Regions from separate parts of the Homo sapiens genome. Here region 2 is linked to region 1. Evidence: chromatin contacts called from ENCODE Hi-C or POLR2A ChIA-PET data. All regions are on one chromosome and are shown on one strand. Each heading gives the region's core, a stretch centred on a gene start or an enhancer-like site at or near the end of the contact. The rest is flanking DNA. Distances are from core to core; before and after follow the strand shown.

Region 1 (6,241 bases), core at 2,607-5,106:
GAGATATACACATATCCAGGTTGCTGGAGGTTCCATCACACCTACTTCCACACTCTCCACAACAGGGAAAAGGGACATGAAAACTTACATCGTGCCTATTAAAGAAGTCTGCTCAGATGGCCAGGCACGGTGGCTCACGCCTGTAATCCCAGCACTTTGGGAGGCTGAGGCAAGTGGATCACCTGAGGTCAGGAGTTCAAGACCAGCCTGGCCAACATAATGAAACTCCGTCTCAACTAAAAATACAAAAAAATTAACTGGGTGTAGTGGCAGGCACCTGTAATCCCAGCTACTTCAGGAGGCTGAGCCAGGAGAATTGCTTGAATCTGGGAGGCAGAGGTTGCAGTGAGCTGAGATCACGCCACTGCACTCCAGCCTGGGCGACAAGAGTGAAACTCCATCTCAAAAAATAAAAAATAAAAAATAAAAAAAAAGAAGTCTGCTCAGAAGTGACACTTCTGGTCTCAATTAGAGGCCACAGCAAGCCACATCACCACATCAAAATTCAAGGGAAGAGGCCAAATGTAACCCTTAAATGTAAACGTAGATATTACTGTGTGTCCAGGAATATCTGTGAACATCTCTTAAAGGACTAGACAGTGTGATTGCCATGGGACTGCTGGGTACCCAGAAGGCAGAGCCACAGAGATACCTCTTCACTCCTCCAGCAGGGAGCAACAATCCCCCTTGGCCTGGGACCAAGACCTTGAACTCTCTTGAAGAGTCAGGTTGAGGTCAACAGAGTGGAAATGTAGAAGGTTCAGGAGCAGGTGCTTCTGAAAAGGAACTAAGGGCTTGTCCAGGCATGGAAAATGCCCACTAAAGGCTTTATTCACGATAATCTGCTTCCTGAATTTTCATGGCCTTTAGGGTGAGTCTTTCTAGGCCCATAAACTCAGGACATCAGAGTTGGGTGGATCCCCTGAAGCTTGGCTGTTCAAGTGTGGTCCCAGGATCAGCAACATCAGCACCACCTACCCCTGGGAGCTTGTGAGAGATGTCCAATTTCAGGCCCCACCCAAAACTAGAATCTGCATTTTAACAAGATCCCCAGGAGATTCATATGCACATTAAAGCTTGAGAAGCATTTCCTCAGAACTAATTTAGGCCAACGTCTTCACTTCGCAAATGAGGAGCCGACACCCAGAGGGGAGGAGGCAGGCCCAAAGTCACAGAGCTGGTTCCAATCCTGGCTCCACCACTTGCCAGGGACTTGAGTAAGTCTCTAAAATTCACTGAATCTCGGTTTCCTCTTATATAATAAAGGGATAATATAATTACCTCCTAGTGCTTATATGAGGATCAAATAAGAAAACATCTAGACCAGTGCCAGGCACATAGTATGTGCTCAATAACTGTTAGCTATTGCTATGGTCCTAACTCACCATTCCAGCACCAGGCCTCATACTCCCAGTACATAATTGTCTCCTCTTAAGGCAAGGATGTTAGGTATAGCACTGCAGCGATGGGACCTGGACCCAGCTGCCTGCATTTATATCCTGCTCAATTTGACCTTGAGAGGGTTGCTGAATTGTTCTTTGGTTCTTGGCTTCAGTTTGATCAGTTATAAGTGGGTAAAATGACAGCACCTACTTCATAGGGCTATTGTGAGAATTAAATGAGTTAATGCATTTAAGGTCTTCAAACAGTCTATAGCATATATTAAGCACACGAGATGGATGAGTAATGTGACAATTAAGTGAGTTAATACATTAAAGGTCTTCAAACAGTCTATAGCATATAGTAAGCACACAAGTTGGATGAATAATAATGTTTCCAAAATGTCCAAAAGAAGACTAGGTTGGAGGAAGTTGCACCCTAGAAAGGCAGGGGACAGGCGTTTCTCAGGGGGAGCTGCCTCTGTTTTTTCCCTTTGACCTATTGCAAGTCCCCAGTCTGTTTCTCTGGCCACTGGACGGCCCCCAACCCCTGGCTGTGTTTTTCCTCCTCCACTGGACTCACTGGGCTCCCTGGTGCCTCCATCAGGAAGCGCTGAAAGGCCAGGGGATCTCTGGTGGGGAGGGGCGGACTCAGGCAGCCGACAGCTGTCTTCAAATCTCTGAAGCGCTGTCATGCAGGAGAGGGATTAGACCTGTTCTGGATGACTCTAGGGGACAGAAATAGGAAGTTCCAGGAAGTCCTCTCTAATCATTAGAACCGTTCAGAGGCAGCCCCAGCTGCGGGGCGGGGCGGGGCGGGGCGGGGCGGGGCGGGGCGCGGAGCTGTTGGCAGCTAAGTGGTTGAGGTTGAGCGGCCGGGTGGAGGCCGGCACCTACTAGGAGGCTGGGCTGGTCCGCAGGTTCTCAAGCCCGGCTGAGCCCGGGCAAGCGTCAGAGAATCACCAGAGCAGCTTGTCGAATACAGATTCCCAGGCCCCACCCAGGCCAACCGAATCAGAATCTCTAGGGGTGGGGCTGGGAATCCATTTTTAAAGGCTTCCCCAATGATTCTCAGAATAAAGGTTGGGCTTGGAGGCGGGGCCGGGGCTGGGCGTGGCACGGAGGCGAGGCGCGGGGAGGGCCGGACCTTCCAGTTGTTAATCCCTGTGTTCCTCACTCCGCCACACTCACCTCCACTGATCTAAGTCGGGGGATCGTTCCTCGCTGGGTGCCCCCCTCACTTGATCTTAGCCAAAAGGTCGAGAAGCGATTGGGAGCCCCTCTCGAATAATTTCTGTGGCCCTTGATTCAGGGATCACTCCCACACTTAATAGCAGCTCTAACGCCCCCCAACCCCCGCTACCCAAGATCTCTATCCTCACCCTCCAGTCGGCCTCGTGGTCTTCCTGTCCCTCCCCAGCCTCTCAGGTGACCCGGACAATTTGCTAAGGCTCTTGGAGAAGGGCAGCCCGAGGAGGCTGGGCCTGCCGCCCATCGGGAGCGGCAGCTATTTTCCATCACATCCTAAAAAGCCCAGGGCTCTACCGCTCCTGCAGCTGGGCATAGCTCCCACCAAACACATTCTCCCGAGGTCGCCCTGGACGCCTTGCTCGGAGATGACAGAAACGAGAAAAGAAATACCTAAGTGGACATAAAGACCTAGCTCACCCTGGCCGGGTGCGGTGGCTCATGCCTGTAATCCCAGCACTTTGGGAGGCCGAGGTGGGCAGATCACCTGAGGTCGGGAGTTCTAGGCCAACTAGCTTGACCAACATGGAGAAACCCCGTCTCTACCAAAAAAATACAAAAATTAGCCGGGCGGGGTGGCTTATGCCTGTAATCCCAGCCACTCAGAGGCTGAGCCAGGAGAATCGCTTGAACCCGGGAGGCGGAGGTTGCGTTGAGCCGAGATCGCACCATTGCACTCCAGCGTGGGCAACAAGAGGAAAACTCTGTCTCAAAAAAAAGAGTCCTTGCTCACTCTTTGGTGAGGGTTTGGTATTCCACAGGGCCCCGAAGCGCGACAGCCCTCCAAGGAGAAGTGAGCGTCGGGGATTAGACGCGTGCGCTGTCTTGCGCAGGAGCTGAGTCCTCAGGGTCCACAGAGAGAGGAGGAGGGCGTGGGGTGCGCGGAAACGCAGCGCCTGCCTTTTGCCCTGACCCCACAGCACCACCTGGTGTCTCCCGGGACGGCGCAAGCGCCGCGCTTGCAGATGCTGGGCCCCCTCCCCGTCAGCCGACCCTCCTTCCCCAAGTGCCTCCCCTGCCTGGTGTTCCTCCTTCCTTGATGCGCCCCTCTGGCTGGCCCTTCACCGTCCAGTGAGTGCTTCCTGGCCTGGCCGCAGCTGGCTTACAGCCTACTGCCTTTACCCAGGTCTTATTCCCAGGAGGTGCGTCAGGGCCCCTTGCCCACCGTGGGGCTGCACTGAAAAACAGTGGCCCGGGAGCAAGACAGCTAGTGGTGCAAGGCACAGGACGGTCGCCGACAGGCCCTCCCGATCAGCCAGCAGAGGGCAGCCTCTCTCCAGCTTTGGGCCCCAAAGGCTCCCATCCGGGCCACTCCTGTAGGCCCCTCCCAGACAGAAGGGTCCACCTGGGTGTGTGGAACCAGCCGTCCTCCTGGCTGCGGAAACTTGTCCGGAGCACCTTTCGTGGGCCACCCCCTGTGCTGGAGCCAGAGGGGTTACCAAGATGGAGCCCTTGACCCCGATTGCAGAACTCCCAGCCAGAGCCCACCCTGGGCTGGCATTCCCTGAACTCCTCCAGCTCTTCTCCCGGTCATCTTGTACTTTTCTATTGCTCTGCACCATTGATGGGTGTTATGCATGCATAGGTGCCTTTCTCAGAGTCCAGGAGGGGCCTCTGTCAAGGCCACTGTTGGAGCTGGTCATCTGGGAAATAGGTACACGAGGCCTTGTTGTTATTAAAGCATCTGCTTTTGTTTTGAAAACTTAGTGTGGGCACATTTTCGAGAAGGGCTGAAGCAAAGCAGCACAGCCCCAACGCATCAGGCAGGTATGCCTAAGATGAAGGATGCCGCAACCCCTCACATGAACCTATTTCCAAAAAAAAATGTGGCCTTCCACGGACTTGCTGTGGGGGCCCTAACAGCACAGCAGGCTGAGCCAGGCCCCTCCACCACACCCCTCCTAGGTAGAAGTGAGCTTTCTAGATTTGACGTGAAAGTTCCTCTGGTTGAGTTTCCCTCTTAGGCTGGGGCTTTCCGAGCTGGGAGAAGTTCTGAGCACAGTTTTGGGGCCTAGCTGAGCCCCTCCAAGTCCAAAGTCCATGCAATTCCCAGGCCCAGATTTGGGGGTGGAGACCAGACAGGACAAGCCAGTGGTGTTTGGCTGGTCGGGTCACTTCAGACAGTGTGGTTCAGTTGGCATTGATACTGAGAAGTAATTGGTCCTTAGAAAAAGCAGGAACGAATCCACTTTGATTCATTTCCACCAGGCTGCCTGCTTTTTTTTTGAGACAGAGTTTCACATTTGTTGCCTAGGCTGGAGTACAATGGTGTGATCTCAGCTCACTGCAACCTCTGCCTCCCGGGTTCAAGCGATTCTCCTGCCTCAGCCTCCCAAGTAGCTGGGATTACAGGCACCCACCACCATGCCTGGCTCATTTTTTGTATTTTTAGTTGAGTCAGAATTTCACCATGTTAGCCAGGCTGGTCTCAAACTCCTGACCTCAGGTGATCCGCCTGCCTCGGCCTCCCAAAGCCCCTGCTAATTTGATTGCTCCCATTGAGTTCCCTCCCAGCTCCACAGACACAGGATTGGACACCAGAGTTCTGGTCTAAACAGCTTTATTGACCAGATGAGAAATCAGCTTGGGTACAGCCCATGCCTGCAGCCCTTTCAGTGGGTGGCTCCAGATAGTGTTGTCCTTTCAGTTGCTGGGAGCGGTGAGGCCCAGCCCTTTCCCCTTCCTCCCACCACTATTCCTAACCTGGGGCCTGGCAGGGGTGGAGTGATGTGATCTAAGGGTCCCTGGAGAAGGGTGGAGTGGAAGAGGCAGGGTCTTGGGTTAAAGGGAAGATTCTGAGGTCTCAGGGCAAAGGGAAAGGTGTTTGGATGAAGACTGAGGCAGTGCCTACCTCCCTCCACATCTGAGGATCAAGCAGGTGTGGCAAGAACAGAGCCCTGGCCTGGGCTCTGCTGGCCGCAGCCTCAGGAGCCAGGGTTAAGGCCAGAGATAAATGAAGATTTGAGCCATTGATAAATGCCAATATATGTTTCAGGTATTTCATTAGGATCCTCCCATCAAGCAGGGAACTAGATGTTTGAGAAGATCAAACAACATCCTGACTTTGGGGTCCTTAAGACCTGGGTTATTCTCCTCCCAGTCCTAGTGGGAGGCTATCCATTCCACAAAGACTCAAAGGCAAGAGGCCTGGAGAAGCAGGGGCTCCTAGGACCCTGCCTGCATGCCTCTCTGCCTCCAATAGTGACTCCCTAAGCTGGGACTCCTCAGGCTTACTCTGAGGGACACCAGGAAGCTCAACCTCTTTCCCACAGAGGAGAATCTCTGAGATCCAAAAAACCCAGCCTTCCCCCCTCCTCATCTTGGTCTTGCTTCCCTCTCCCTCCAGCCTGTTGCTGCTGCTCCTCTGGGTGCCAAGATGTGTCCTCAGGTGTCTTGGTCAGCTGATGATGGACACGCAGCACAGGAGGCTAAGAACAGAGCTCTGTGGGGCGAGGTGTGGGGAGAGGGGCCTGCTCTCACCTAGACCCAAAACACTGAGGTCTCCTACTGGTGATGGTGTCAGATCCCAGGCCTGGGGAGCCCTTTAGTGGGGTGGGACCTCAGGCAGACCCCCAAACCAAAGGGAGCCAGATGCCCAAGTTCAAGTCATTAGT
Region 2 (6,241 bases), core at 2,705-5,204, 410 kb after region 1:
CCAAGATCCCAGCCAGGAAGGCTGGGGCCCTACTGTTTGTCCCCTCTGGGCTGGGGTGGGGGGAGGGAGGAGGTTCCGTCAGCAGCTGGCAGTAGCCCTCCTCTCTGGCTGCCCCACTGGCCACATCTCTGGCCTGCTAGATTAAAGCTGTAAAGACATAACTCATATCAGTCGCATCATTGGACCCATCCACACCTTCCAGGAACACCGCCTTCAGCTGGGCCCAGACTGTTGCCCACTCCATATTCCAAAAGTAGGGGAGGGCCAGCACCAGCATCGGAGCACAGCACCATCCTCACCCCCATCCACAAGCAGACCAAGGCGGACTGTTCCTGGCTTCCTAAAGGCTTCCTAAAGACAATGAGGTGAATTTTGCCACAGCTCTGAAGAGATGCTCGTTTGCACTACAGATATTCCCTGCTAGGGATCAACAGCTCTACAACAGCTGAGGCACTGCTAACTGTACAAAGGCAGTTCCCATTCAGGTACCCTTAGATTCATTCTGGGCCCCACCACTTTCTGACCTTGGCCATGTCTCCAAAGGTTCCCAAGCCTCAATGTCCTTATCTATAGAATGGAGATAGGACAGGTGCGGTAGCTCATGCCTGTAATCTCAGTACTTTGAGAGGCCAAGGGGGGGGGATCGCCTGAGGTCAGGAGTTCAAGACCAGCCTGGCCAACATGGTGAATCCCTGTCTCTGCTAATATACAAAAAAAAATTAGCCAGGCATTGTGGCAGGCGCCTGTAATCCCAGCTACTCGGGAGGCTAAGGCAGGAGAATCGCTTGAACCCAGGAGGCTGGGGTTACATTGAGCCGAGATTGCGCCACTGTACTCCAGCCTGGGCAACAGAACCAGGATCTGTCTCTAAATAAATAAATAAAAATAAATAAATAAATAAATCAAATGGGGATAATACCCCATGGCTGTCAGGAGGGTGAAATAGTATGTACATGAAACTGTTAGTCCTGTGCTTTCCTTCCTGATTAGAGATCCTAGAACTAGGAGCCAGGTAGAGACACTGGGTGACCCAAGAATCTGGTGCAAGGTGCTTCTGTCAGCTGCTTGGGTTGCCAGTCCCCAGGCCCATGTCTGTGACCCCCACTGAGCCACACAGTGGGGGATATGACCTTTTCTCCCCCTCCTCCCACAAATATTGCCTAGAAGAGCCCCCCTACCTCTGGAGCTGCCTGGCTGTCTTCCCTCTCCTTGTTCCCTGGGGTCATGGTCCTTGTGCTCTCAGGACTTGTCTGGTGACAGATCCAGGGAAGGAAGTTTTATTGTTTTTAACTCAAGTGGGAAAAGTGTCAGCTCAGCTTGGCAAAGCCCCACCAATGAAGAGCCCCTCCCCTCTCCAAGCCCCTTATCCAAGTATCCTCTAAGCCCAGCCCTCCTTTTCTCCCCATCCACAGGTACTCCAGCCCCACTGCAGCCTCAGGCTTTGCTCTCCTGCCCTGCCCGCTCAGACCTCTGGGATCCTGCAGCCCAGCTGGGTTCTGGATATGGCCGTTGTGCTGACCATGCCCCCAGGGCCTTCTGCCACCCACATACTCTTGAGGATTATCTCTTGTCACGCAGCCTGGAAGGCAAGAGCTCCTGGGCCAGGGTTTTGGGGCCAGGGTCAGAAATTCCCCTGGGCAGAGCTCTGCCCCTAGATTCATGGCTTTCCCCTTCCCAGTGAAATCTTCATGGGGCCCACATGTCTGCCCCTGGATCAGACCCAGACAGGGAGGGGCTGCTGATGCTGGTAGAGACAGAGCTGAGGCCACAGGTACAAATCCTCTTTCTCTTTGAGGGTGGGGACAAGAGGTGGGAGCTGGAGCCCTGGAGTGCCTGGCTTCACAATTTAGGAAAGAGGGTCTCCAAGTCATCTGAGGTTTGGAGTGCAGTCTCCTCTCTCCTGAAGCTGGGAGCTGGAAGAGATCTACATATTAAGGTTTTTTAGTTTCTCCGAGAAATGATGTGTAAATGTATGCAAGGTGATGCCAGTCAGAATTAATTATCCTTGAATCAACAACCTGGTGCCAATGAAAAAATGCTTTGTAGTCTGGGATAGGAGGCAGGTTTACCCTAGCCATAGCTGAGACTGGAAGAGTAGAGTTGCCCCATTTCCAGTCAACTAACTCTGCAAAACACTGAAGAGAATTCTAAGAAAAGGAGCAAAACTGTGACAGAGTAGGACTTTCACATGCTCTGAGCAGTGAAGAGGTCTCTCACATATCCTGGAGTTCTTTAAATGGAGGCAATCACCCCTACGTCTCTTCCCAAACCACTGCAGTCTCCTCTGACCCCACCTCATCTGACTCATCATCTGGGAAACAAGGGGAGCCCAGCAGGGCCAGGGGAGTACAAAGCTGTAGTTGCCCCTCCGGATCGCCTTGTTCCTCAGCTAGCACCCCTGAAAGCCAATCAGGCACTCTATAAGGGCAGGCAGGAGTGAGGGTGGGAGGGGCAGTGTCCCTCAAGGATTGGGGGACCTCAATAGTGTCAATAGGGTCCTGCTAGGCTGGGAGGGAATGGTGAATCCCCCAAAGGGCGGTCTGGAAGGCACATGTGGAGAAGAGGGGCATTTTTAGACAAAAGCAAGAGGAGTGCATTCTTAGGGCAGGAATCTTGCCAGGCTGGGCCTGCTCAAGGGAAAGCGGATCTCACAGGTGGATGGGAGGGGTCAGGTGCAGGGGAAGGAGCTAGGGCAGGGACACATGGAAATACAATGGGCAGGGGGAGAAAGGTTGGCAAGAAAGGAGAGACACCTTGGGTGAGGGGAGAAGGGGAGCCCCCCACAAGAGGTGAACAGAAGGGAGGTACTTCAGGCAAAGAGTAAAGGAGGGAGGGGCAAGTAAGGGAAGGGCCCTAGAGGGCTGGAGGAAGGAGGGAGGGAGGGAGGGGTAGGAGGGGCATAGACAGGATGAGTGGGAGGTGCTGGGGGAAGGGTGCTGAGGGGGGCCACACTCTCTTGGCCACTCTTAGGCCAGCAGCCTAGCCCAGCACCACAGCAACACAGGCCCTAGTTAGGCCAAACTCAGAGGTCAGGAGCCCCAGCCTGGCCATGCAGGGTGAAGGGTAGGGGGCAGCACATGGCACTCCCGACTTGGTGGTCCAGAAGCTCATGGGTGACCTGCATCCAGATCTCATGTTTCTTAAAGAGTGCCACATGTGTGACACAGTGCCCAGGCCTAGAGCCCCTTGCTCACCTGCAGGTTGAGCTTCTGTAAGGACAAGTGAGGCCAGCGCCTTGGCAGCTGCTGGTGCCTGCCATCCCACCCACAGCCAGCACCAGGGCCTAGGTCCCAGTGCTGGGAAGGTGGAGGGAAAGACGCTTTTCCCATCTGGATAGGACCAGGAGGCAAGAAGCTTGGGGTGCAACGGCTGGGCCCTGCGGGCCGGGAGAGCTGAGAGGTGAAGCCTCCCTTCCTTGCAGGTAGGAGCTAGGGAATGTGATTCTCCAGGAAGTGATGGAGGGTGGGGGGGCAGAGTGGAGGATATGACAGTGGGGGCTGCAGGCAGAGACCGTGGAGGTCAGACCGTGGCTTCATCCAGGTTGCTAGATGAACCCAGAGATAAGAGACTTGGGTTCAAATCCTGATTCATCAACTTCGACAAGTCATTTTCTATCTTCGAACCTCTTTTTTTGTCCTTGTACAGTACAGGCACCAGACAAGGATAGAGCCTTTCTGGATTTCCCTCTCTAAGTTTTAGGAAAGGAAGCAGGATAGATGGGTGACTGCCAGTGTTGGTGGGGCAGGTGGGCAGCAGTGGGTGCGTGGCGCAGCAGAAACACAGCCTCCAGAGTTTGGGCCCCTTTTCCGAAGCTCACCAGGCTATCTGCCCATCTTTTCCTCCCCCTCCCTCTAACTGCCTCCCTCCCCTGGTCCCTAGCACAGCTCCAGGGCACCCCTGGAGCAGCTGGAGAATCTGGGTTGCGGTCCACCCCCAGGTGGCGCTGTGCTCCCGCACCAGGTTCAAGTGCACTAGAGGAGTGATGACATCATCCAGGACGGAAACAGCATCCCCACCGCGGGAGCACCGAGGAAGAGGGCAGCTCACTTGTTGCTCAGGACAGTAGGGAGTGGTTTTTCTCTCTGGCTAAATCATGTTTGAAGTTTGGTAGAAAGGGCTTCCTAAGGTGACAGGTTCTATTGGACCCTTAAGATTTGGAGGCAGGTTGTTTGGGTTCAGGTGAGCGTCCAGTGCTTTCCTGCAGCACCGTCACAGCCTTATTTCAGTGAGGGAAGGAAGGGGAGCTGTTAATGAGAAGCAGTTCTATGGCCTGAAGACCTGGGCTCAAAACAAAACCAACAAACAAAACAGACCTGAGCTCTGACTTTTATTAGCTGTGTGATCATGGATATATTAGTTAACCTCTCTGGGCCAAATTCTATCTGCAAAATAGAATATTGGTATCCACCTCACAGAGTTGAAGGATCAGCTGAAGCAACCTAAAGCATCTAGCTAGTGCCCAGTGCCCAGCAGGCACAGGGGGGTGCAGTGGGACTGACAGTGAGGGCTGACAGTGGAAGCTCTAGCTGGCCTTAGCTCCAGCTCATACCCTTTAGGTCCAGGAGCCAGTGTGTGTCTGTCTCCTCTCCTCTGGGCCCAGTGATTGCTTAGGTGACTGGGGTGACAGGCAAGTGGGTGGAGGGAATGGAGAAGAGTGTACCCTGGGATCTGAGGGCTTTACCCCCAGGACTAGACTGCCCTCTGGTTTTGGTCAGACCTAGCACAGCGATCTTGCTTCCTAGCTGGGGCACCCCACCCTCACCTCAAAGATGGTGAAACTGCTGTGCCTCCTGCTGTTGAGGCAACCTGGAGGCAGAGAAACCTACAAGTGACACAGACCCAAGGTGGCAGTTCCACAGTGCCAAGGGGTGGCAGCACCTTCAAGAGAATGAAATTCAGAAAGATGCCTTTCACCTACACCCGATGGTGGGCATGGCAGCATTGTCAGCATTCCTGCAGTTGGGGCAGGAAGTGGAATTGGTGAGCAGGTGGGGAGGGCTGGGGAAGATGAGGCCCCTCTGAGCCCTAGGGCACACAGATATGGGTGCTATTCTCCAAATAGTCACTCCACTTCTCTGCCTGCCGCCTTCCTGGGCCTGTGACTGCTGTGAGGACCTGGCCCTGAGCCCATGGTTAGGCAGAGTCATGGAATGAGCATCCCTGAACATGCCTAATATAGCCATCCCAGCACCCTGGGCTCCACTCTGCCCCAGCACCCCTGAGAACAACTCTGGCTACTGACTCCAGGCAGCAGGACTGGTTCAGGAGCAGACCTAGTAGAGGCCTGGCCTTCTAGACCTGGACAACCAGGTCAGTGGAGAGTCTTCTGCTTAGAGTTCAGATTTTCCTCCATGCTGCACTTTCTGAGGATGTGAATTTATTTCTTGGCCAACTCAAATAGTGTGGCAGGGAACCTGAGCTTCTAGAGTCCTCCAGGGAGCCCAGGGTTAGGATCAGGACTCACAGTTCAGGACAACAGGTGGGGCACAGCCATTCACAGCTAAAGGTTTGTATATATTATCAAAATCTTATGGAAAAACAGATACACAGCTATTCATACAGCAGCAGGTGGGTGTGAGGAAAATGTCTGCTTTGGCATCAAACCTTCAAGTCCAGCTGCTGTCTGTCCCACTCCTCCTGTCTGGAGCCTACTCCCATCAGGCACTGTGCATCCAGGCCACTGCCCCTGCCACATCCTCTAATTAGCCTGGACTTTGGGGTATCCTCAGCCCCTCCCCACGCTCCCCTTTGGGCCCCCATGCCTCTCCATCTTTCTGCCATTTTCCCACACAGAGTGCCACTGGCCCAGCAGCTTTGCCCCGTGGGCTCCTCAGAGGCCTGAATCCTGGCCCTGGAGGGCAGTGGGGCTGGGGTGGATGTGGTCCCTGTGGGACATCTTTCCTGGATCACAGGCCTTTTGCAGCTTGCCAGCTACATGGGCCCTGGACAGTGCCATCTTCTCAGTGATGTGCTAAAAGGACTCTTCTTGTCCAGAAACCTGAGCTCCATGTACTAAAGCAAAATTTGGAGAGCCTCAGAGACAAGAAAAGGAAAGTGAGAAGAGATAAGGCATCCTTCCTTGAGCGTGACCCAGGCCTGGACTCTCCCATGGCAGAATAGGGACATCCACAGCAGGTCAGCCAGGGATGGGGTGGGCAGGGTCTGTGTAGCCCTGGGAGGTGAGGCCTGAGCAGTCATGGCATTGGCAGATGGTGCCTGGCAGCCTGGTCCTACTGAAGCA

What was found. Hi-C counts contacts between places; a loop is a spot of excess contacts on that map. ChIA-PET counts read pairs that join two places held with the same protein, here RNA polymerase II (POLR2A). Pooled maps may share reads with other maps.
Region 2: a loop to region 1 is called in a pooled map, with 2.2 times the contacts of the local background. The contact joins two enhancer-like sites. A Hi-C loop is called at or near these places in 1 of 50 pooled maps. POLR2A ChIA-PET finds 5 or more read pairs at or near these places in 3 of 52 experiments (GM12878, HEK293 and WTC11).

What each region holds. Positions count from the first base shown.
Region 1 is chr1:201,478,360-201,484,600 of GRCh38, forward strand. CSRP1 (cysteine and glycine rich protein 1) reads right to left here. Exons shown (of 6, transcript NM_004078.3): 6 at 5,171-6,241. Among named protein-coding and RNA genes, the nearest start is that of PHLDA3, 12 kb to the left of the region's middle. RefSeq lists a silencer at 2,159-2,248 and an enhancer at 4,629-4,958. Within about 2 kb of position 3,857, at least 22 of the 41 ENCODE cell types and tissues checked have a DNase peak (open chromatin) inside an H3K27ac peak, as active enhancers do.
Region 2 is chr1:201,892,142-201,898,382 of GRCh38, forward strand. It overlaps LMOD1 (leiomodin 1), which reads right to left. Exons shown (of 3, transcript NM_012134.3): 3 at 4,315-6,241. The coding sequence ends at 6,231. SHISA4 (shisa family member 4) reads left to right here. Exons shown (of 5, transcript NM_198149.3): 5 at 1-446. Among named protein-coding and RNA genes, the nearest start is that of SHISA4, 6.4 kb to the left of the region's middle. RefSeq lists an enhancer at 4,001-4,070. Within about 2 kb of position 3,955, at least 18 of the 41 ENCODE cell types and tissues checked have a DNase peak (open chromatin) inside an H3K27ac peak, as active enhancers do.